Regions from separate parts of the Mus musculus genome. Here regions 2 and 3 are each linked to region 1. The links are chromatin loops, found by intact Hi-C in ENCODE. Cell type or tissue: heart. All regions are shown on one strand.

What was found. Peaks named below come from ENCODE experiments on the same cell type or tissue, not always from the same donor. Only the 100,000 strongest peaks of a DNase experiment are listed, where the experiment ranks them.
Region 2: it touches region 1 in a loop (8-fold over the local background); 2 of 42 quality-filtered maps call a loop at or near these places.
Region 3: a loop joins it to region 1, with 3 times the contacts of the local background. A loop is called at or near these places in 11 of 42 quality-filtered maps.

Annotation. Positions count from the first base shown.
Region 1 is chr7:99,479,606-99,487,605 of GRCm38, reverse strand. It overlaps Rps3 (ribosomal protein S3), which reads left to right and starts at 3,897. Exons shown (of 7, transcript NM_012052.2): 1 at 3,897-4,014; 2 at 4,906-5,036; 3 at 5,252-5,345; 4 at 5,815-5,909; 5 at 7,543-7,730. The coding sequence starts at 3,985. Snord15b (small nucleolar RNA, C/D box 14B) reads left to right here and starts at 7,899; the gene lies at 7,899-8,000. Snord15a (small nucleolar RNA, C/D box 15A) reads left to right here and starts at 4,674; the gene lies at 4,674-4,821. In heart, no CTCF peak of the experiment used is centred here; a DNase peak (open chromatin) is centred at 3,885; H3K4me3 peaks cover 3,111 bases; H3K27ac peaks cover 2,347 bases.
Region 2 is chr7:100,367,246-100,375,245 of GRCm38, reverse strand. It overlaps Ppme1 (protein phosphatase methylesterase 1), which reads left to right and starts at 3,350. Exons shown (of 14, transcript NM_028292.2): 1 at 3,350-3,523. The coding sequence starts at 3,423. C2cd3 (C2 calcium-dependent domain containing 3) reads right to left here and starts at 3,013. Exons shown (of 33, transcript NM_001017985.3): 1 at 2,750-3,013; 2 at 713-982. The coding sequence starts at 2,804. In heart, a CTCF peak has its summit at 3,273; a DNase peak (open chromatin) is centred at 3,155; H3K4me3 peaks cover 3,027 bases; H3K27ac peaks cover 2,601 bases.
Region 3 is chr7:99,859,305-99,867,304 of GRCm38, reverse strand. Xrra1 (X-ray radiation resistance associated 1) reads right to left here. Exons shown (of 19, transcript NM_001164258.1): 2 at 4,948-5,015. It also overlaps a transcript of Spcs2 not described here. Among named protein-coding and RNA genes, the nearest start is that of Xrra1, 4.1 kb to the right of the region's middle. In heart, no CTCF peak of the experiment used is centred here; no DNase peak of the experiment used is centred here; H3K4me3 peaks cover 325 bases; H3K27ac peaks cover 894 bases.

The DNA.
Region 1 (8,000 bases):
AGAGGCAGGCAGATTCCTGAGTTCGAGGTTAGCCTGGTCTACAGAGTGAGTTCCAGAACAGCCAGGGCTATACAGAGAAACCCTGTCTCAAAAAAGGAGAGAGAGAGAGAGAGAGAGAGGGAGAGAGAGAGAGAGAGAGAGCTCTATAAGATCCAGTCTGTAAAACATTTTCTTAGAAGGTGATTGATGTGGGGGTGCTATCCCTGGGCTGGTGGTCCTTGGTTCTATAGGAGAGGAGGCTGATCAATCCATGAGGAGCAAGTGTCATGGCCTCTGCATCAGCTCTAGGTTCCTGCCCTGTTGAGTTCCAGTCCTGGAAATGTAAGCAAATAAACCTCCTCCCCCCAACTTGCCTTTGGTCACAGTGTTTCATCACGGCAATAGAAACCCTCAGACAAACTTAGCTCTGCTCTGGCCACCCCATGAAAGCTCCAGGGGTGTGATGGGGGCACACAGGATGCTGCGGAAACATCTAGAAGAGGCACAAACTAGAAGGGAGTGCCATGTTGATCTGGGAGCAAAGAGCCAGAATGAGGGGAGATCACCAAAAGGATGGCAGAGAATAAGTGGAGGGGAGGTTATTAAGCTGGTAGGGAAGAAAAGGGGTGCAGGGTTATAGGATGGGAACAGTTCTTGCCTGGATCATCATCTATTTGGGAAGGGGACAAGGGACTAACTAAAAAGGAGACTGGCTGCTAAGAATAAGGAGTGAGTATTTGGGTTAAAGTCTCTCTCTGTCTTTCTCTCTCTCTGTTGCTCTCTCTGTCTCTGTCTCTAACACAGAGGGGGGAGGGAGAGGGAGAGAGACAGAGAGGGAGGGAGAGAGAGACAGGGTCTCACTATGTAACTTTGCTGTCCTGAAATTCACTATGTAGTCCCAAATGGCCTTGAACTCACCAGATCCCATTTCTGCCACCCAAGTACTGGGATTAAAGGCATTTGCCACCATGCATATCTCTCTCTCTCTCCCCCTCTCTCTCATTATTTATTTAGTGTACATGAGTACACTGTATCTATCTTCAGACACACCAGAAGAGGGTATCAGATCCCATTACAGATGGTTGTGAACCACCATGTGGTTGCTGGGAATTGAACTCAGGACCTCTGAAAGTTCAGTCAGTTCTCTTAACCACTGAGCCACCTCTCCTATTGTTTTGTTTTATTTTTGTAGCAATGTCTGGTGCAGCCCTGCCTGGCCTTGACATTCCACCTGTAGCCAAGGACAATCTTGAACTCCTGATCCTCCTGGCTCCACCTCCCAAATGTTAGATTATTGTGGGAATTGTTCTGGAATAAGCCCTCTGATACCAACGAGAGTGGAAGAGAGATGCCACCAGATAGACAGAAGCCAGGAGAGACCCTGAAAAGCTTTGATTCCCTGGTCTACTTTGCATTCTCATTTTATACCCTAAAACACAAGGTGGGGCAGGAATGCAAGCAGGATTCCACAGAAGCATACTTGACAGTTAGCAAGTTAAGCACAGTAACCCATTGGCCCAGCGATTTCTCCACATCATTTTATTCCAGGTAGCAAATGACGTCATGCTTGCTAGACAGGCAGTACAAGCAGTGCTTTGAGTAAGTCACTAAGTGAGTCTCTAGACAAATAGCTAATAACTGTTTTCCTACCTTATTCTACTTCAAGCTTACAGGCATGAGCCACCTTGCTCAGTTCAGAGGTTCCTGCTTCACTTTGCCTCTCACATTCTCCTGCCACTATAGTGTCCTGCTCAAATACATGGAGCCCTCATGTAAAGTGGGGTAATGGTCACACAAGCCTGTTAGTTACCTCAGCCTTGGAGGTGGAGACAGGAAGATTTTAGGAGCTTGATGGCCAGCAGGCCTAACTGGAATGGAGAGTCCCGGGTTCAGTAAGAGGCCCTACTTCAAAAATTAAGGTAGAAGCCAGGCGTGGTGGTGCACGCCTTTAATCCCAGCATTCGGGAGGCAGAGACAGGCAGATTTCTGAGTTCAAGGCCAGCCTGGTCTACAGAGTGAGTTTCAGGACAGCCAGGGCTACAGAGAGAAACCCTGTCTCAAAAAAAAAAAAAAAGAAAAGAAAAGAAAAAAGAAAGAAAGAAAGAAAGAAAGAAAGAAAGAAAGAAAGAAAGAAAGAAAGAGAGAAAGTGTATAAGACTGTGAACCCCTGGAATTTACCTAGGGCAGAGACTGGCCGCTGTGACTTCAGCACTCAAGGTCAGGTGCCCTCCATCAGTATTGACATCCTGAGTATAAACAGCAGAGTCATTTTTAAAAAGGTATTTACTTTTATTTCATGCGTGCTGGTGTTTTGCTTGCATGCATATCTGTGTAAGGGTATCAGAGCACCTGAAACTGGAGTCACAGTTGTAAGCTGCCATGTAGGACTGGGAGTTGAACATGGGTCTTCTGGTAGGCAAGCCAGTGTTTCTAACCACTGAGCCATCTCTCCAGCCCTGAGTCATGATTTTAGTGTGAGAGGCATCATTGAATTTTCTGAGCACGGCCATCAGGGTAGCTGGCACAGGTCTTCAGATACAAGGAGATAGTTATAAGAAGGCAGCCATGGCTGTGGTGCACTAGAAATGGAGAAACAGCTTCATCAGGTGACAGACCAGTCTGACTCTGTCCCATGATTAGAAGCCATCTTGTTACAAGGTCAAAATAAGTTCATTCCTGTTTTCTGTAACACTTGGGTTTGATCCTGTCGTCAACCCATTTTCTGGAATTTGACATGTTCCATACTCCATTATACCCTGACTTCCACCCTGATAAGATGTTCTGCCAAGTTCCTGTGTAGCCAACATTCCCCTGGAAATCTCTCTTCCCTTGGAAACCACCTAGTCTTAGAAATTTTGAGTTATATAAATTCCACTTCTATGTTTGATGCTATTCTTTAAAACTCCACTTTAGGGAGATAGCCCTGTCTGATAGAAAATAAAACTTGCTTAATTTGTCTAAAAGAGTTTAAGTAATAGTTTTTACTTTTGTTCCGTGGGATTAATACAGGGTGAAACAGACTCCCGTGTTTCCAGTGTGAAGTGAGCCACACACTGCAGTACAAGTTATATCAGCAGGTTCTGCCTCTGGGCAATGAACTTTTGCTTGTGTGGACATCAGGGTCTGTGTGAAGGGAAGGTCCTATGGCCTAGATTTATACTATTCAACAGTCTGTCCCCGAAGCCCTGGTGCTTTATTATTTTGACAAGCCCCTGCTGCTGGTATTCCACCCTGCTGCGAGTCAAAAAAGTTCCTGTCTCGGAAAAACAAAACAAAACAAAACAACCAAAAAATAAAATTTTTTTTTCCCACAGGTTCTAGTGGAGGTGCTCACTACCAGAAATCCTACAAATAAGCCCATCTCATGGATCAGGGTTTACCTTTGTAATAATATTAAATCTGTGTGCATGTGCGCACGCATGTGTTTTATGCTTGCATATATGTATACGCAGCCATGGTTTTCTACTGTCCCACTCACTCTGTAACTTACTGAGCCATCCAGCTGGTCCTCTAAATACATTTCAATGAAAGTTTTCATTAGCGTGAACGTGAAGGTGGTAAAATCTGTTAGTGTGTGCTTATGCCTGTGGTTTGCACCTCTAGTCTGAAGGTTGCTCTTTTCAAATTTTTTATTTATTTACGTTTTTACTTTTGAGTCAGAAACTCATAAAGGCCAAGCTGGCCTCGAATTCGCTATGTAGTCAATGATGACCTTAAACTTGTGACCCTCTACTTCGTTAGTGCTGGAACCCCAAGCTTGCTGAGTACAGAGCACTTTCAGACCGGAACTAGATGTCTACTTCCTGTTCCGCCTACATTACAGGTTGCTAGGTTACACCCCCCCTACGCCGTTTTAGACGCAAAACTTCATTTCCCATGCAAAACTTCATTTCCCATGAACACTTGCAAGGGTCGCCGCGCTGCGCGGCGTCATTGCTCCCGCCCTATATACCTACTTCCGCCCGCGAGCCACTTCCTTTCCTTTCAGCGGCGCGCGGCTGCAAGATGGCGGTGCAGATTTCCAAGAAGAGGAAGGTAAGCGTCTGGGCCCGGTTCGGGAGTCCGCCGCGGGTTCTACAAGTGCCAGGGAGGCCTGTGGCTCCGTGATCAGTCCTGTGGAGCGTCTGGGGCCGCCTGCCGTCTCTTCGAGCCTCGGATGGCCGTAGATTGTGTATTGGGCCGGAGCCGGGCGAGTGCTGTGTGCCTGGGCAAGGGAGGGACAAACTCCTCGAGTTCTGGACCGACTCGAACACCGGGCGCCTCCAGTTCCGGACTAGACACCTTTGAGCGTTTCTTGGTCTCCATAATAGTAATCCTGTGGCACAGTTAGAGGGCGTGTGCCATCAGATCTAGTCCAGTTTCTTTAGTAAGTGAAGTTTAGCAGTCCCTTCTCTTAGTCGCGTGATCCTGCAAGTGGCCATAGTTGAAAGCCTACTTACTGACTGCTGCCGTGTTCACTCGGGACCCGGAGCTGCAGCGTCCCTGTGGTTATCATTTCATGGGGGAAAAGTGTGCAGGTTGCCAGGTTTAGAAATAGATGGTCTGTCGTTTGTGCTTATGCACACAGATGATAAACCTGTTTTGAGTCAGGATTCCTCTCCTATCCGAGGTACAACTTACAGTCCCAGCTGTACATGTGCTACTTGGAGACAGATTTTTCTTTGTCTCTTGGGTGTAGATTATGCCGTAGAGCCCTTCGATGAAGAGGTGATGACGAGTCTGAGTAGGAAGTGTTGTCTTTGTCCAAGATGCCTCACTATGCTGCGTTCTGTGGCACAGCTGAAAGCACTGTGGTCAAAAGAAACTTCCTAAAGATGACCAAGAGGCATTTGTCTGAGAAGGGTTGCTGCTTTTCTGTAGGGCCATTGGGCTTGCTCTGACTAACCCTGTCTTCACCTCAGAGGTAACTTGTTTCCTTTGGTTCAGTTTGTAGCTGATGGCATCTTCAAAGCTGAGCTGAATGAATTTCTCACTCGGGAGCTGGCTGAAGATGGCTACTCTGGAGTTGAAGTCCGAGTTACACCAACCAGGACAGAAATCATTATTTTAGCCACCAGGTAGAAATACCATTGATTGTCACCTGTAAATACTGTGTGTACTGAGATGCTGTGTAAACTTGGGCCAACCAAGCAGTAAATCTGGCCTCAGTGGGTGTAACTGCTTTGTTAGAACTGCATTTGGGAAGAACTTACCTTCCATTTAACGTGTGTGCTGGCGTTGTGGTGGGCGGCAGGTGGGATCTTGAGTAAATGGTTGCGCTTCCCCTCTACAGGACACAGAATGTTCTTGGGGAGAAGGGTCGTCGGATCAGAGAGTTGACCGCAGTTGTCCAGAAGCGCTTTGGCTTCCCTGAAGGCAGCGTAGAGGTGAGTTCCTCTGCTTTATCTCCCGGGGGTTTTAGACTGAGTTGGGATGTGGCTTCTGCTATAGAATTGTACTTCTGAAAACCTGACATGGCCAGTGACAGTCACAGGTACTTGATGCTCTGCCAAAATTTCCTTAAAAGCAGAGCGATTGCCATGCATGGCGGGGGCCCATATTCTTGTCCTGGCACGCAGAAGGCAGGATGACGGCGGGGCAGAGCTAGTCAGGGCTGCTGTAGTGAGACCCTGTCTTAAACCACAAACAGTATGATATTCTGGTGGTCGAATGTAGAAATAATGCATGGGTGACTGGCTATCCTTAGTGTGGTTGTGAGGAACCAGAGTAGAAGGGCGATTCAGCCTTCATCGCTGCCTTGTGTGGGTAGTCGTGGTACTTGAGTATCTAAGGGATATTACAATGGCTTAATTGAAGATGGGTGAGTGACAGGAATGTACTTTGCTTTCTTTAAAGCTTTATGCAGAGAAAGTGGCCACAAGAGGTCTGTGTGCCATTGCCCAGGCAGAGTCTCTACGCTACAAACTCCTTGGAGGGCTTGCGGTTCGAAGGTGAGTGTCCTGAGACTTGATGGTCATGCCCTCCTGTGGATTAGTGTGTGCTAGCATTTTTGTTAGCAAATAACTTGATTGACAGAATCATCTAGTCTCTGGTGGTGTAGCCCATCCCCCCACTGAACCTAGTTAGGCTAACTAGGCTAGTAGTAGGCTGGTGGATGAAGGACCTATTGTTGGTGACACATGCCTGTATGCCAGCACTGGGAGGACCAGCCTGGGCTGTGGGATGAGCCCCGAAAAAATGGTCAGTGCTCTGACGAGGGAATGCTGTGGGTATGTTGAGAATGAAACGAGTAGATAGAATCATAACAGGGAGGGGCATCCGCTTTGTGAGGTTTAGCAAGGACCCTTGATAGGTGAGCAGGAAAGCATCCTGCCTGTTACTGTACCTGGGAGGAGTATCTGGTTGGGAGTTGTAGCTTTGGCAGTGCAGGTTTCAAAACAAGCTAGAAGTCATGCAGCTCTACTAACTAATGCATTCACTGTGTGGATATAGAGATAGCAGTTCTAAAGGGAAAGACATTTACACTAGCAATTGGCCAGGGTTCATAATGCCTACCCCCCAATCTTCGCACTGGAGGTAGAAAATCAGCAATGCAAAGCTCCAAAGCCAGCCTTAGCCTCAAAACAGAGGCTAGTCTCAGGGGAGGCCCTCTCAAAAACCCAACGTTTCCTGTAAATTTTATGGCACTGAGAAGTGATGTAACGATCAGGTAAGGGGCCTGACATTGTTTCAGGAGTTGTACAACCTTGCCTTTGTTATAAGGATTAGATGTTGAGAAGGCCAATTTGGTTCTTTGTTGAGAGTCAGGGTCTCACTGTATAGCCTAGCTGACCTCCAAGTCAGGTTGCTTGCTGAAATTAAGGTGTGTGCCACTACACCTGGCTTTAACCGGATTTTGTTTCTCTGTGACCTTAGGCCAGGCTGGCCTCGAACTCAGATCCTCCTTCCTCTGCCTCCCTAGTGCTGGGATTAAAGGTGTGGGCCACCACTCCTAGCTTTCTAGTGTTGTATAGGCAAAAGGGTTTTTTGGTGCTATTAATGCTTAGGTTTCCTGGTGGGGTGGATTCTGGAGGTGGAGGGGCCTCCCATGGCCTGCACTTACGAGAGTTTTGTGTACTTCTCAAAAAATGCATATTCCTGCCAGGTGTGGCTTGTGGTATTGCACACCTTTAATCCATAGCTCTCAAGACAGTGTGGTGGATCTTCTGCAACCTTGTCCTGACAGCAAAGGTCCTTGGCCACCAGACAAAGTTGAGCCTGACAGCCTGGGTTTGGTGTCTAAAGGAAGGAAACTGACTCTAGTTGTCTCCTGGCCTCCATGCAGTCACGTCATGTGCATGCTGCATGGTAATAGTTTAACTAGTAAGAGATGTAAAAACATGCCTCTCTTTGAGTTTGGCCAGCCCAGATAACTGGCTTAGAGAAGGACCTGGGCATGGGGGTATAAAATTTTCTAGAGGTGATTCTAGTATGCAGGCCAAGGCTGGAAAGCATTTGGTCAGTGAATGGCTGTTCTGGTATAACTGGTTGTTTCTTCTGTCTACCATTGGAGAGTTGTTAATGTGAAAACCAAATAGGCAGGTTGTGTCTTTGGTAATACCAGATGAATCTTGTCTTCCAAAGGGCCTGCTATGGTGTGCTTCGGTTCATTATGGAGAGTGGGGCCAAGGGCTGCGAGGTTGTGGTGTCTGGGAAGCTCCGAGGACAGAGGGCCAAGTCCATGAAGTTTGTGGATGGTCTGATGATTCACAGTGGAGACCCTGTTAACTACTATGTCGACACAGCTGTGCGCCATGTGCTCCTCAGACAGGGTAAGTAGCTGAGTCCCTTTAAGAACTGGGTAGCTAGGAATGCCTAGGGCAGAGAGTGGCATTTCTATAGACTTATGTTCAGGAGGAGTTGTGGATTCACTTCAGGGGCTGGGAAAAGTAGCATTGTTGAAATGGTCATATCAGTTGTTAGACATAGCCTTCTGTGCCCTTCAGTGATGACACGATGACGAGTCAGAATGGCCACGTCTTGCTCTTGGTCCCTGTCAGTGCCATGTTCTGTGGTGCTGTACATGGTTCCCTTGGCAAAAG
Region 2 (8,000 bases), 890 kb before region 1:
AGACAGAGGCAGAGGCAGGGGGATCTCTGAGTTCTAGACCAGCATGGTCTACAGAGTGAGTTCCAGTATAGCCAGAGTTATATAGAGAAACCCTGTCTCGAAACAACAACAACAAACACCACCTCCTAGCATCCATCACACAACAATCCAGGTCTGAAGTTAGAGTTCAAACGTAACTGTCTAGACTTCAGCTGTGTTTCTTTCAACTCAAGCATGCTGCTTCTTCAGGAAACACCCAAAGGTCAAAGAGCAGGCATCTGATCTCATTTTACAGGTGAGGAGATAGGTCAGAAATGTAAAGTTACTTTCCCTAAATCCTACAGTTCTCATGCCAACTTGAATGTTCATATGATGTATAGTTATCTCACAGGATGTACTGACAAATGCATGAGTGTTGATTCCTGTATTAAAAGAGACATTTTTTTTTCTTACTGACTTGCTAATCCTCCTCCTTTGAGGGTTCAAGTTTTACAAATAAATACCATTTACCTTTTGATTTACCATCCTTCTGAAATCTGGTGAGATTCAAAGTTATTATGAACCCAGCTCTAAAAAGTGGTGGGAAAATCAAAAGATGTTAGTCTCTGTCCTTGACTGTATGTTCTTGGCAGGAAAGACAGTTTAAAGATGGTGTCTGTTTAATTGATGGGCTGCTGACAACAAGCACGTTTCAAGTCAGGTTTGCAGTTAAGACAATACAACAAAGCCATACCTGTCAGATACGAGGTAAACTGCTTTGGACCACAGCGAATCCCGTAACGGGTAGTTGTTCTCACAGCTTTTGGCTCAGTCTGTAATGCATCTCTGGGACAAAAGAGGGTTCCATCGGATGTTTCTCCCCACCACCTTACTCGGACAAGTACAGAAGTAGGAGGCTTCGCAATCTTCCATACAACCTTATTAATAGTGAGTTTGAGAAAGCAGCGTAACTGCCCTTCAACCAGAGGTGGCAGGCTTGTAGACGGTGAAATGTCACTCAAACCTACGAGGAATACAACACACTCAGTCAAAATCTGGTCCAACTATGGAAAACAGAATTTTCTGCTTTTTTTTTCTTTTTCTTTCTTTCTTTTTTTTTTTTTTTCTTTTTTTTAGACATCTTACTAGGTAATCCTGGCTTGTCTGGAATTCACTTACTTAAAACTGCCTGGCCTCAAACTCGCAGAGATCCACCTGCCTCTTCCTCCTGAGAGCTGGGATAAGGTCTATATACCCTATATATTCTTTGAATGAAAAATAAAACTCAGTGTCGACAGAGAAGGCTTTTCCTAACAGAACTGAGAAGTAACTAGAAAAACAGGCCATAAAATAACCTACCTGGTCACTTATGTTAATCCAAACTTTTCTTTAATTGAAAGATATTATTTGAAAAGCATAAAGACAATAAAACCAGTGGACAGATTTTAAAATCTCCGTAGTTGGAAGTTTTGTTTAATACTGTTGTAAATCCATAGTTGACCACAGTTAAGATACGTTATCGTGGGAGAGGGACTCTGTGAGGTCGGTAGAGGGGGCAGCAACTGGGATGTAAAATGAATAAATAAAATAATGGAGAAGATACATTATTCTTAACCTCACTCTTTTTTTGTTCTGTTTGTTTGTTTTGAGACAGGGATCCTCAGTGTAACCCGCTCTGGCTGGCCTAGATTTGATTTGTAGACCAGGCTGGCCTTGAACTCACAAAGATCTGCCTGCCTCTGCCTCCCAAGTACTGGGCTTAAAGGCTAGCCCACCACAGCAGGCTCTTTATCTCACTCTTAAATTGTCTTTGCTGTCAAGACCATACAGTCAAGGACAGAGACTAACATTTTTAGGTTTGCTGCTACCTTTGGTTCTGGGTTCAAAATGTTAACGTCAAATCTTACTAGAGTTCAGAAAGGTGATGAATAATATGTAAATGAAGCGATCAGTTACAACTCTGGCTTTCCTTTCAGTCAGTACCTTTTCTGAAAGATTTAGAGAAGACTTAAAAACAAAACAAACAAACAAACAAACAAAACAAAAAAAACCAAGAGTTTTTCTGCAGGCGGATCAAGTTCAAGGCCAGCCTGGGGTTCATAGGGCCCCCTTATAGGAGCTGGATAACTAAGAGGATTTAAGTTGGATTCAAGTCATTCTAAGTGAGGAGCAGTCCATATATGCACATATGTTTCCATTTCAACGAATTATCCCTGCGCTTTATGGTAGATCTTTTTCTTCATGCTACAGGACACAAACTGTTTTAGTTGAAAAAACTCCTTGTATTGATTCCTGATGAGATCTCAGTATATTCTTATGAAGCGCAATCGCTTCCCAAGGAAAAAATCAGAGAAGTAGAAGGGTATATATATATATAAGTGGTTTTATTTGCTTTTTGAGTAAGCTTGGGTTACAGGTTTCACGATGTCCTCTATCACACACCCTTTCACCATCTAAGGTTTTTCCGGACAGAGTTATGTCCCTTCCCCCTACTCCGAATACCTCTAACACACATACGTGTATCCCTGTCGTAAAAAGAGCACGTTTAATTTTGTTGTTCTCCTATCCGTATCTATTAATCCTCACTTGCCTCATTTATCGACCCTCAGGCGCTACTTCCTTTCCATTCTTTAAAAAAAAAAAAAATTCTCTTAACTTTCTGGTTCCCTAGTTAGTCTCTCTTCCGTCCTCTTTTGTTTTGTTTTGTTTTGTTTAACCGGAGCGGGTGGAAGTCTCCTTAGAATTCTTTAGCCCTTTTATGCTTTTCTCAACCTTAAAGAAATAAAGTTACCTCTCTTTTTGCGCCCACGGCCGCCCCCAGGCCCTTGGCCTTTCCGTTGTTTCATCCCGAGCCTGGGCCCTTCGTCACAAATTCAACGCAGGTGCCAGCTCCTAAGCTGTACGCTCCCGCCATCCCTTCCCACGGCGCCTGCGTTCCCCGGCAACGGGCGCCGCTGGGAAGCCTGGGACGCAGGAAGAAACACTCTTTCACCAACAGTTCCCGGAAAGCGGTGCCAAAAGAAGGCGCCAATTAGAGCCCCTGCAAATGGACTACAACACCCATGATGCTTTGCTTCCCTACCTTGGCCAAGTTGGACCAGGGCACCTGCATCTGCGCAAGCGCAAATTGATACACTATTTGAGGACTTCATTGTCCAGCATGCATTGCCTTCAAGAGGTCTCTTCCTGCTAGGGTTGTCGAGTTCTCTGATAGGAGTCTGAGAGATCCGCAGACTCCGTTACCCAGTTTCCTTTGTGCGAAGGCTGTTGCGCACTTCCGGTGGAAGCGCTGCGGCGAGGGGGCGGGGCTTACTGAGCCAGTGGGCGGTAGGCGGCGCTGCCGGTGGCTGGTTGCTGTCCAAAGGCGACTGGGCGTCGTTAGAGGAGAGAGCTGTGACCGGTTGTACTGCACGTATCGTGGGACGGACCTTGGGCCACTGTTGTCGACGTGCGGCCTCCCTTTGATGTCGGCCCTTGAAAAAAGCATGCACCTCGGCCGCCTACCTTCTCGCCCTCCTCTACCCGGCAGCGGGGGCAGTCAGAGCGGAGCCAAGATGCGGATGGGGTACGTGACTTGTACCACTCTCCCAGGAGACCAGGCCCAGGCCATTGGAGATTGGTGTCTGGGCATTCAGAGTGCCACGGGAAGGGACGCTGTGAATTGGAGGAAATGCTGGCCTTGGCCTGGAGGTGTTTAGATAGAGTAGAAGGTAGATTTGGGGACTAGGTGAGGCGCTAAGGGAGTAGTCCACTGGAGGACTGATAACATTGTTGGAGAAGGGGAATAAGGACAAGGTTGAGAAAATGAAAGGATAATCTAAGGGATGACGGGAATCAACTCTAGAAGTGATGAGTCTGGGAGAAAGAGTGAATCAGTGAGATGAGGAGAAATCTGGCATCGTTGAGGGGAATAGGGAATGACTGAGAGAAAAGTTGACGGGTTTGGGGAATCAAGTAAGTGAGCCAGGAGTAAGAAGGTTTTTACCTGAGGGTTATAGAAAACATCTGAGGCAAAGACTAGGGAGTAGAAGGTTCTAGAGAAAGTTTCCAGAAGTGTAAGAGTCAAGTTCAGAGAATGAGGGGGTGAATCAGAAAACTTGGAGAATAGGCCTAAGGAAAGACAGAGAACATGGCTAGGGGACTGTTATCAAGGGAGTGAGCCCAGAGGCTAGGGAAATAGGGGGGGTGTGATGAGGAAGACAGCTGAGTTTGGAACAGTGACCACTGATATCCCAGAGACTGAGAAATAATTTCGAGTAGGATTTGTTAAATGGAAGCACTGGAGAGGTAAAATCTGAAAACCAAAGAAGATTTTGTCAATTGTTTTGTTTTGCCAAGCAAATGGGACCTGAGGGAAACTATCTATTGGTCTAAGAATTAGACTTAGTGAAGCACTGGGAGTAACCACTTAACAATAAAATGGGAGTAAATGGTTTGCTGGAAAGGGAGTAGGGCTTGAGTGTGTGTGTGTGCTTATGTGTGTGGGTTAGAAACATTTATTAATTTTTGTGGTGTTGAGGCTGGAACCCAGAACTAGATAAATGCCACATCACTGAGCTACACTCCCAATATAAAAGCTGAGCTAATGAAAGAAACTTTAGAAATTTAGATCCCTGACAGGCTGTGTCATTTATAGTTATAGGATGCTTGCCTGCTGGAGAAATCGTGATAGTTGAACATCCTAGTAAGAGCTGCTGGAAGGCAGAGAGAACTGGATAGTCATTGGGCTATTTGGAGGACTACTGATGGTAAAGAGAAAAGAGACCTATGTTGGATTTGGGATTGGAGAGAGAAGCTGGTAGATATATTTCAAGAATTTCCACAGACTGACCAAAAGGCAAGAAAAGATGTATGCAGTTCTGTGAAGACTGAGTATAGGAGATGAGAGAGAGTCCTGCTATTAAAATGATTGGTAAAATCTGAATCCAAGAGGTTATGATCTATAATAGAAAAAAATTGACTGAGGAGGCATAATAGCAGGTAAAATGGAAAGCTTGTTATAAGATAAAATAAAGATTGGTCTCGAAAAGACATAAAGATTGAACTTTTAACATAAAGAAAATTTGGAAGCTGACCTATACCATTATTTTGGAAAATTAGCCTGAAGTATAAAAATAAATGTAATGATTCTTCATGTGTTTTTTTTTTTAGTTATTAATTTTTTGGGGGAAGGGGGGGATATGGTCACACTTTATAAGCCAAGCCTAACCCTGAACTCTTGATCCTCCTGCCACACCTCGCTTAGGAGCTGTTTTTTTCCTAATTACAGTTGGATCTTTCAGTACACTGGCACTCACCTGTACAGATATATTAAATGCTAGTTTTAAAACTAACTCTACATGTTTCAGGTAAGTTTAAGTGAACTTCAGCTCCTCCCTTTATCAAACTTAAGTTTTCTGAAAATGATTAATTGGGAGAACCATACCAAGAGCAGATCTACTCATTAAACAATTTTATAGTTGCTGGTTCTTTATCCTTTTTAAGTAACTGCTTTGGTTTTATTGATTTAGGTCATTGCTTGTCCTGGAAAAGATAATGCTTTAGGAAGATGCCCTTTCTTTCTTTGTTTGATACAGGGCCTTGCTTATAGCCCAGGTTGGCCTGGAATTGGTCCTCCTACCTCACCCACCTGTGTACTGAGATTACAGGTGTGCCTCAGTCACCAGACCCTACAGAAAAATGCTTCTCTGTGTGATCCTCAAGTGTCTCATTTCCTTTTCTGCTTCCTTATTGGTGCCTAGCCTTTCTAAGAAGTCTCATGGTAATAGTAAAAGAGAGTCTTCCTTTTAGAATCATAAAGCTGAAAGAGAACTTACTGTCCCATTTTTCCACTGTGCCTTGTGGCTGAGGAACCTGAGAGTCCTAGAAATCTGTATTTTTGCTCTGTATGTCAAAGGCAGAGGAAATATTTTATTTTAGTAAATGTGAAAACCAAGACTTAAGCATTCCTGCTACTAAGCGAGGCATACTAAAAGGTTAGTTGGTAGGGCTCCAGGGAGTACGACTGGGTGTCTAGACAGAGACTAGCATTTGGTTTATGGGCATCACCCTACTTACCCTTGAGTTGTGTATATTGTCACTCTAGGATTCTATTTTCAGTCCTGATTTGACAAATCTCATTTCTGTCTGTTTCAAAGCTTTTTTAAAAAAATTTCTCCTTTTGCTGGCTTTTTACTTACCATTTCCTTCCTACCTTGGTTTGATGGACACAGGGGTCTTACTGTACAGCTGTGGCTGGCCTGGAACTTGCTATGTAGACCAGACTGATCTGGATCCTCCTGAATTTGCTTCCTGAGTGCTGGGATTGTAGGCATTCACCACCATACCCAAACTGATTTTTTTTTGTTTTGTTCTTGTGTTTTGTTTTTTGGGGTTATTTTTGCAACTGTGTCTCAGGCTGGCTCTAGGCAGTCCTTTTTTCCTGGGCTTCATAATGCTGGGGTTAGAAGTGTTTGTCCTGCTTTTTTGCTTCAATTTCACTAAATTTTATGTATACTTGTTTATTCCAACTTTATGAATTCCAAGTTTATGAATTTTCTTGAGTTTCCATCATTTGGTTTTTCAAATTGTACTTAAAAATTCCAATATATTCATAGATAATATAGTAATACTTACGCTTGCACTGTCACTACAACTTAATTATGAGATTTGGTTTAATTTACCTACAGTCCTATAAAATATATATTCCTCCCCATTTATTGGTAAGGAAATTTTATATCAGATCAAAAGTCACCCAACTGGTATGTGGTAGAACTAGAATTCAATCTAGCTTTAGCTTTTGGTTATCATCCCTTTTTTAAGTATACTGGTGCTGCTCTTGGGTAAGGCCTGAAATCCTGGTGGCATAATTCTTTAGTAGATGTTCTTAAATGACACAAACATAGTTGTCTGAAGTTCCTACAGACGTGAGGCTGCTCTCACTAAATTGAACTGGGGTCCTTGTCTGGGAACCCTGCTATGCTTGAGGGGAGTACCACTTACAACCCTCTGCTTCAGACTGGGAAGTGGGAGCACACACTTGAAATCCTAGCACTTAGGAGATAGAGGCAGGCAGACCTCTGAGTTCGAGGCCAGCCTAGTTTATAAAGTGAGCTCCAGAGCAGCCAAGGCTAAATGGAGAAACCATGTTTACAAACAAACAAACTGGTGCATAGAAATCAGCGTGTGTGTGTGTGTGTGTGTGTGTGTGTGTGTGTGTATGTGTGTGTGTCTCCAATGAATTAAACTAGGGTAAGGGAGGATTAATTTGTTTCTCCCCCATGTGCACCTTTTTTTTTTTTTTTTTTGAGACAGAATCATGTAAACACTTAATTATCCTGTCTCTGACCAGGGGGTTATAGTCATGTACCACATGCTCAGGTAACATTTTCTTTTAACAAATGTCCATTGACTTGCCTGATACCACAGAATCATTGGCAGAAACAGCATTCAAGCTCAGTACTCTGGATTTTTTAGTTCATTGATCTTCTTGGGTCAAAGAGTGTGGTGTTCAGAATAACACAGATAAAGAACGAGCCCTGTGCAGTGTTTGCTGAAGGGTACAGACTGCTGGTAAAACACCAAATCCCTCTGATTCTGATTTGTGTACTTTTAAAATTATATCAAAATAAATTATACATATATGTACATACACACACACCTATATATATAATTTATTAGGGTTTTTTTTTCTTTTTTTTTTTTTCAGGACAGGCTTTCTCTGAATAGTCCTGGCTGTCCTGAAACTCACTCTGTAGACCAGACTTCCCTAGAGCTGTGGTATATTCATACTTCATTTCTTTCCTTTTTTTTTCAAATTTATTTTTTATTTATATGAGTACACTGTAGCTGTCTTCAAACACACCAGAAGAGTGCACTGGATTCCATTCCAGATGGTTGTGATTGCTGGGAATTGAACTCAGGACCTCTGGAAGAGCAGTCAGTACTCTTAACCGCTGAGCCATCTCTCCAGCCCACCTCATTTCTTTCTATGACTGAATTTATTCTATTGTGTTAGTATATACCCCCAACTCTGCCAAAGATTTGAGAGGGGGGCAGGGAAG
Region 3 (8,000 bases), 380 kb before region 1:
AAGGGCAGGGGACCCCTTCACCCAGTGCCTAACACTCACGAGCCTAACAAGACCACTGTGTCCTGAGCATCCTACATCTAAGGACCAAGAGGCTTTGCTTCAGAAATGGGGCTGCTGAGAACAGATCAGGGAGGTGGGACCTGGGTTTTCCAATTCAAACCAGTCTTCATTCAGCAGAATACTAGATTAGGCTTGGACGGACCTGGCTTGAATCCTTGCCTTGCTGTGTGATAAGCAAGTTCCTCTCTTCCACTGAGAAACTCAAAGTAAAGTGGGGAGTGACAATCCTACCTTCTCAGAGGAGTGGGCAGATCTCATGTGAAGGGCCGAGTTGTCGTTGTTTTAACCCAGTTCAGAGAAATGGGGCTCACTTTTTAGGAAAAGTGATGCACAAACCAAGTTTAGACTGGATAAATCCGGCTTGAGGGGTAAACTCAATTTACTGACGGAGAGAAGAATAAATGGTCCAAAAAGGAAGAAGCGTAGAACTGAGGGCATTGCGGTGCTCAAGAAGAAGCTGTCAGTCTCAGGAAGGGGGGTGTGTCAAGGACTCTTCCAGAGAGGCAGAACAGGAAAGATAGTGCCTGCCCCTGAAGGGCACTTGCTATGAGGAGTGGGGTTCGGGGAATTGGCTGTGCTTTCAAACTGTAGGTGACTGGAAGATATAGTCAACTTCTGAGTTTTGCACAAGAGCTATGCTTGAGAAAGGAGGCCTGACAAAATTGGTGCCAATGAATGAGGCTGGCAATGGGTACTGCAAGTAGGGAGTGTGCTGTACCAGGCCAGTGCGAGGTTCCCACGTAACACAGGAACTAAACCAGGAGAAAGAGAAAGCACCCCGAGAGAAGGGGCTGGGAAGCCAGGTAAGGTTAACCCCTAACACAGGCCATGAGGAATAACAGTAGGCTTCCAGGGAAAGGGACAACTAAATACCAAGGAGTTGGGAGAGGGAGGAAGGCAGAGTAATTCGAGCAAGGTAACCACAAGCAAAGTTTCCAAAGACCTGTGCTGGGAAAGGGAAGGCTGAGATAAGCAGGAAGGCATGGTGAAGAGGAAGCAGGTGACAGGGTAGGATTTGGGGATGTGGGGTGTGGGGAATATCTGGGGATACGCTCCTGGCTCACAAAGGGAGCAAAAGCAGCCAATGCTTTCACGCTGGTCCCAGCCTTGGAGGGCAGGCACTACATGCAGAGCATAGGCCAAATACTGGCAAGATACTTACTGGGTGGCCTTGGACACTTAAATTACTTAACATTGCACCACACTGCCTCAGTTTCTCCCTTTATGAAATGCAGAGAGTAAGTGGACGTCTTCCATGGAACTGTTGTGATGATATAACGAGAGAGGCTTGGGAGTGGGTTTGGGAGAGCAAACAGCACCTGACTAGCACACAATGAGAGTCTTCTGGGATGACCATTGTTAACGGGATGAGAAAGGCTCGCCTATATATCTGTCACCAAGAGGAGGGAGCAGATCTGAGGAGGAGAGAATGAGAAAGATGGGCGGCCTTAACCCCATCTGGAGGAAGGGTAGTTGGAACCTAGGGGAGGGGCTCCTCCACTGAGGAGAAGGAGGGACAGCTACAATAGGGAAGACATTTTGTACATCCTGACTGGCCCATTTCTCTACCACCTAAGAAATAAAAATAATACAAAGGAAATAACCTTTCACTTCCTGCTGGTTGTACATGTATGTACATACATGTATGCAGAAAGAAATGTGTGTACGTGCATGTATACAGACAGAAATTGGGAAGAGGTTCTGCCTCCAGGGTTTGAGTTGGGCTTTTATTTTTAAAGCTCATGTTGTTACTGTCCTCAGAATAATTCCTCAGAAGAGTTGCTCCCCCTAATCACAGTGGAATGTAGCACTTGTCACTCAGGAAACAGGAAGTTAAAGAGCTTGCCGAGTTTAGGAATAATGACTAAGAGCTGAGGGCAGTAGGGGCCTTGCCTGGCGTGTGCAAGAGCTTGAGCTTAATCCCACCACCACCACCACAACAACAACAATAGAACAACAACAACAACAACAACAACCAACAACAACAAAACCCAAACCAACCAAACACAAAAACCCCCTGGGATTTATCTAATCATCTGTATGTATTTATTGGTCCTTGTTTGTCTGGTGTCAGACCTTGTAAAAACTTACGTAAGTAGCTAACTGTGGCAAATACAGGCTTTTGTAGGAGTTGGGTAAGCTGTGGGAGAGAGAAAAGAAATCTGGGTGCCAGCAACAGGAGGGAAGCAGAGGGTGTGTGTGTGTGTGTGTGTGTGTGTGTGTGTGTGTGTGTGTGTATGTGTGTGCATGTGTGTGTATGTGTGTGTGTGTATGTGTGTGCATGTGTGCGTGTGCACGCGCGCACGTGTGTGTGTGTGTGTGTGTGTGTGTGTGTGTGTACATGCCTGCAGGAGCAGCTCCTATTCAGTCCTTCCCAGTTGCTGCCAAGCAGAAATCTGAGTCAACATTGCCACATTCCCCCACCCCCCCAGCCCCTCCTTTTTTCCCCAAGAGAAGTCTGGTTGTCTTTTTTTGGAGGGGGAGGGTATGGAACCCGATTATTTAAGCATGAGCAACTCATCTATCGTTTTTGAAACAATGTGCAGGCCAAACCAAACATATCTGGGAAGATAGTCAACTCTAAGGCTCCTGTTGGTTTTCTATGATGAAAATCCTTTGACTTTCACGGGTTAAAGTAAGAAATTCTATTCAAAAACAAACAAGCAAACAAACAAACAAACAAAACCCACCAGAATACTATTATTACTTAGCTTTACAAATCTAACAACAAGCATTTGCTGTTGCCTGGCAATGCACAGCAGGGGACTGCCCAATGTGGCCTGACCCTGTTCTGGGGCTGGAGCCTTTCTTTTTATCCTCTGCTTCTATTGGTCATTTGCTGTGGCAAAATTTCCATTCACAATGGTCTAGCAGACTACCCTTCTCCACCGCCTTCGTTCATCCTCAGATTGTACCCCACCTAGACTGCCACCATACTCTTCTGACTGGATTCTCACGGGAAAGCCATAGGCCCTAGTCATTTTTGTTTGTTAAGCTAAACAAACATTTTGCTTTTGCTTTGCTGGAGATGGAACCCAGGGCCTCAGACACAATGGGCAAGTGCTCTGCTACTGAACCCAAGGCCCCCCATCTTGTTCTTGAAACCTGTTCTCCAAGGTCCTTGGCATCTCTACCCTACCTTGCCAGCCTAGCCACTCCTGTCCATTTAGCCTGGAGGGTATGTGGTGAACAGTGTTCCCAGCTTTGTCCGTGTGCTTAGTGCTTAGTGTTGTTTCCGCAAAGCATATCCCTTCTCACTCTGTCCACCTTGGTTGATCTCACCCCTTAAAATTCAGTTGCGGGGCCTGTCTCTCAGAGATCTGAGTCTCTTAAATTGTGAAACTTAGAGATTTTTCCTTGACAGACTTTAGTTATCAAAAAACCTGCTTTGGGGCAGCTTCAGATAATGTGAGACCATCTGAGGCCCCCTGGCTGAAGGAAGGGAGTTAAGTGAAGGCTGTGAGACTTCAGTCTTAGAGTATATAGGAAGAATCCATAAATGACAGGGGCAGTGAGGAAGCAGGGAGCGAGGTGTCCTGGGAAAAGGTTTCCTTGGAGTGACAAACCTGAGGTGAGGCAGAAGGAAGTGGGCAGTTCCTGAACAAGGAACTCAAGTGCGGCTCTAGTTTCTGCTACAAAGCCGTGGTGAGGATGACCTGAAGCCATGGATAAGGTCCGTGGAGGAAAGCCATCTTTCCCCACCCCAGCACATGCCACCCCTCTGAGAGCCTTTACTGATCTCTCTAGGGGGGTGGGGGGAACGATCGTCCTTTTGCTAGACTCTGAGCTAATTCATTCACTTTGTAATTTTCTCCTTTATGACTCAAGCACTTCCGACCTCACAAGATAACCAGCAACCCTGCAAAGCTCCCCCCAGGGGACTGGGAACCTCTGGGTTTGAACATGTCAGTCTATTGCCTCTGATCTCCCCGTGGGATCTAGCGCATCAGAAGTACCTAAGAGACATGAGAGTCTGATGAAGGATGTGGTGGTACTCCTGGGACCAAAAGGATGCAGGTAAATCTCATCTCTCTAATTTCCCTCGAGGGAAAGAGCAGTGTTACATAGTTAATTGTTTGTTTATCCTAACACAAATCCAGCACATAACAGATTCCTTTGGAACCTGTTGTTGGATGAGGAAGTAAAGGCTGGGCTCTCTGGTTTAGTGAGGAGCCTGTGTGCATTCTGATCCCCTCCGATTACCTCATCTATATCAACTCACGTCCTGATTTGTTTGTTTTTGTCAACAGACCCTAACTAGAATTAGTGCCATCTCGGAAGTATGAACATAAACTGAGAAAATGCCTCTATGAGGCTGGCCTATGGACAAGCCTGTGCCACATGGTTTTTGATTAATGACTGATGTGGGGAGGGCCCAGGTCTCAGTTGGAAAGCATCCTGGGTTGTGGGAGAAAGCAAGCTAAGTAAGTAGGCGTTCCTCTGTGGTCTCTGCTTCAGTTCCTGCCCTGTTTAGTTCCTGCCGTGGCTTCCCTGGTTGACAACTGTGATCAGGATCTGTAAAACACGTAAACCCCTCTTCTCCCTAAGTTGCTTTTTTTTTTTTTTTTTTTTTTTTTTGCCAGTGTTTTTATCACAGCAACAGAGAGCCAGACTAGAACACCCTAACACCTGACACAGAGCCTAGAATTCTCTTTTTTAAAAAAAAAAAAAAAAGAGCAGGTGACCAGGTACAAACCAGTTGATTTGTTTTTCAGGATACCTCTCTGGAGATCAACCAATCTATCAGCTAGCCAGGAGACAGACAGCTAGCCAGGGAGCGCCTGCGTAAATCACTGTCAGGAAAATGCTAGAGATGGCAGCCACTAGGAAGGCTCCCACAATTCACCAGGATACTAGGGCGTAGGTACAAGCCTATTTGGTACTTACTTGATCTTTGACCTCGGGAATGATTCTTTGCCTTCCTTTTGCTTTTGTTTCTTTACCTGTCTCTTTACCTGTAAAAGAGATCATGTAATTCCTTTTAGCCCATTGTTAAGCACTCTTGAACCTTAGCAATTGTATCCGACATTTTGGATCATTGGAGCCTTATGCTCCAAACTGTGTATGAAGAAGGGTCAGGGCATGTGTAGTGGGGATAAGAGAATGAAAGCAATTCCATGAAAAAGATGGGGTAGCTATGAAGAGACAGGGAGCAGGGAATGCAGTCAGTCTGTTCAAGGCCCTGGTCTTGATCCTGAATATCACACCTGTGCACACCCAAAAGATACAGAGACAGACATGGGCATAACTTTACAAGAGCTACACTGTTGCACAGTAGAGTGCAGCTGCATTGTTTAAGCGGGCTACAGAAAGGGCCAATGGTAAAGGAAGGGGCCATCTAGAATGTCATTTCAGTGAAATACATCTCTGCAGAGCCCAAGCAGAAAAGTCAAAGCTGAAAGGGAAGACCCAGTCTGGGAAAAAATAAACTCTATACATTTAACACAAAGGATAAATCCATCTCAGGCATGACCCAGGACGTAAATAATTACAGGAATCCCAACTCAGCATGAGGAATAATAACAGATGGGAAGGTATGGGTACGCAACTAAAGGGCCCAGAAGGGGACATAGCTCCTAGTTACATTTTTCTAGAATGTCGCCCAGCAGGAGAATGAACTTATCTTCAGGGTAGAAAATGAAAGTTCAAGGTCCAGATTTAAGGGTTAACTTCAGCTACCGCTGGACCCTTTCTCAAACTTGAAAGCTAACGTCAAGCTGACTTTGGTACCTCCTAGCTCCAACACACAGCATCTTTGGTCTATTTGTCTCTTTCCTACAACTGTGTGCCTGCATCACCCCCACATGGGACCCCCACACAGGCACTGATGCTCCTGATTGGCAGCCATCAGCACACTCCCTTCCTGTGCCTTTATCGTGATTCAGGCAGTTTCTTTTCCTGTACCTCCCTGTTCCCAGATTGACCCTCTGCTACCGTCTCAGGCCCACTTCATTTCTTGATAGCTTCTTCATTTTTTTAAAAAATTTATTTAATGTGTTTTGCCTACATGTGTGCATGTGCACCCAATGCCCACAGGCGATAACAGAGGGCACTGGATCACTTGGAACTGGAATTATAGATGGTTGTGAGCCTTCAAATGCATGCTAGGAACTGAACTGGAATCCTGTGCAGAAATACCAAGTGCTCCTTCTTAACTGCTGAGCCATCTCTCTAGCCTTCAGGCCTATTTCTTAATGGAGGTACTCGATTACAATGTATCAGAGTGATCTGCTTTTCTGACGGTTCCCCACTACACCCACCCCGGGCTGAGGCCTTCCAAGGGCAAGCCTAGGTTCCAGTAACCTCTTCATCTCCAGCATCTCAAACAGGACATGGCCTACAGAAGGATGACACTTGATAAATGCTACCTCAACTAAACAGATGCATAAGCAAAATGCTGCAGGCGTACTTTGCTTTGTCTGCAAGGAAGGCAGAAGCAAGGACCAAGGGAGGTTCACAGAGCGGGTACCAGTAGACCTGGGTGCTAAAAAAACAGAGAAGTGACAAGAGGGATGAGTGGTAACAACCAAAAGTTATGAGACACACAACTGTGAAAGGACAATAGAAACCCCATGTGTCCCCATTTAAGGACTTCCCACCCATTTGTCTCCATTTTGAGGACCAGGCTTGATTTCCAAAAAGCCATAAGACACCAGCTTCAGGAATAGACCATAAGTCCCAGAAAGTAGGTCATAAGGCACCAGCTCTAGGAACAGACCATAAAATCCAGAACAAGATCAGAAAACCCTCTCCCAAAGAACAGCCTGGAGATAACCACAAAAATAGGAAAATATCTGATCTCAGAATGGGCCATTTGCACTGGTCAGCCCTATTTCATCACACGATTGAATGCTCATGACATGGGAATGTAGACTTCTGATCACCTATGACCCCCCCCACCCCCACCCCCAGCACCTACCAATGAAATTTTAGATCACCTAATCCTTCTAGAGAGTTCCCTCAGTTCTCTATAAGAAGGCCTGCATGCGTTTATCTGGGGTCACCATTTCAAAGAATGGTTGGCCCCTGCATGCTGGTGTTTCTGCAGAATAAATGCTCTTTGTTTTTGTATACTCTCTGAGCCTGGGGTCTTCTTTCAGTGATTTTTGGACCCTTACAACTGGAGTGGCCAGGAATTGCTTAATCGAGGATGAAATCTAATCTGCTATTCTTTAGTGATCATGTGAACATAGCCTTGCCAAGAACATTTTGTCTCTTTCATTCAGAGGTATATTCTAAGTGTGTAGAACAGGACTGAGTACATGCTAAGCGATTCAGAGGCTGGGCATGGTATTATACACCTTTGGTTCCAGCACTAAGGAGTCAGAGGTAGGTGGATCTCTGGGAGTTTGAAGCCAATTTGTCTACACAGTGAGTTTCAGGACAGCTAGACCTAATGGTGAGACCCTGTCTCAGAAAAACAAAACAAAATGTCTAGCGAATTCAGTATCTGGCGGATCATCTGTACACATATGGAAAATATGTAGGTATAAAAACTAAATAATGCAATGTAATATGGCATAAAGTGATATTACTATGAGATATCCCAGGTCTATTTTCCTTATATGCCTTAGTTTCAGTGTCAAGTTTTTTTGGTGCTCAATATTTTTTTCTCTCAATATTTATAAAAATCACATTGTCAAACTGGAAACATGCTTTTAAGTTTAAAAAACTAAAAAGTTGGTTTTAAGTGTGTTCTGACTTATGCTCTCTGGCTTCTGAAAAATTCCTTTTCTTGTCTATACAGCATTATCCTGAGACAGACACAGAATGGGTGGATGTAAGTGCATGTAGGGCACTGCCTAGCACACAGTAGGCACTCAATAAATGATAGTTCTACAGGAAACATTACTAACAGCTGAGATTATGGTTACTTCGGAGAGAATAATCGAGCTGATATTCTACCTTCAGGGACAGAAAGGGGTGAAGAGCAGGCTCTA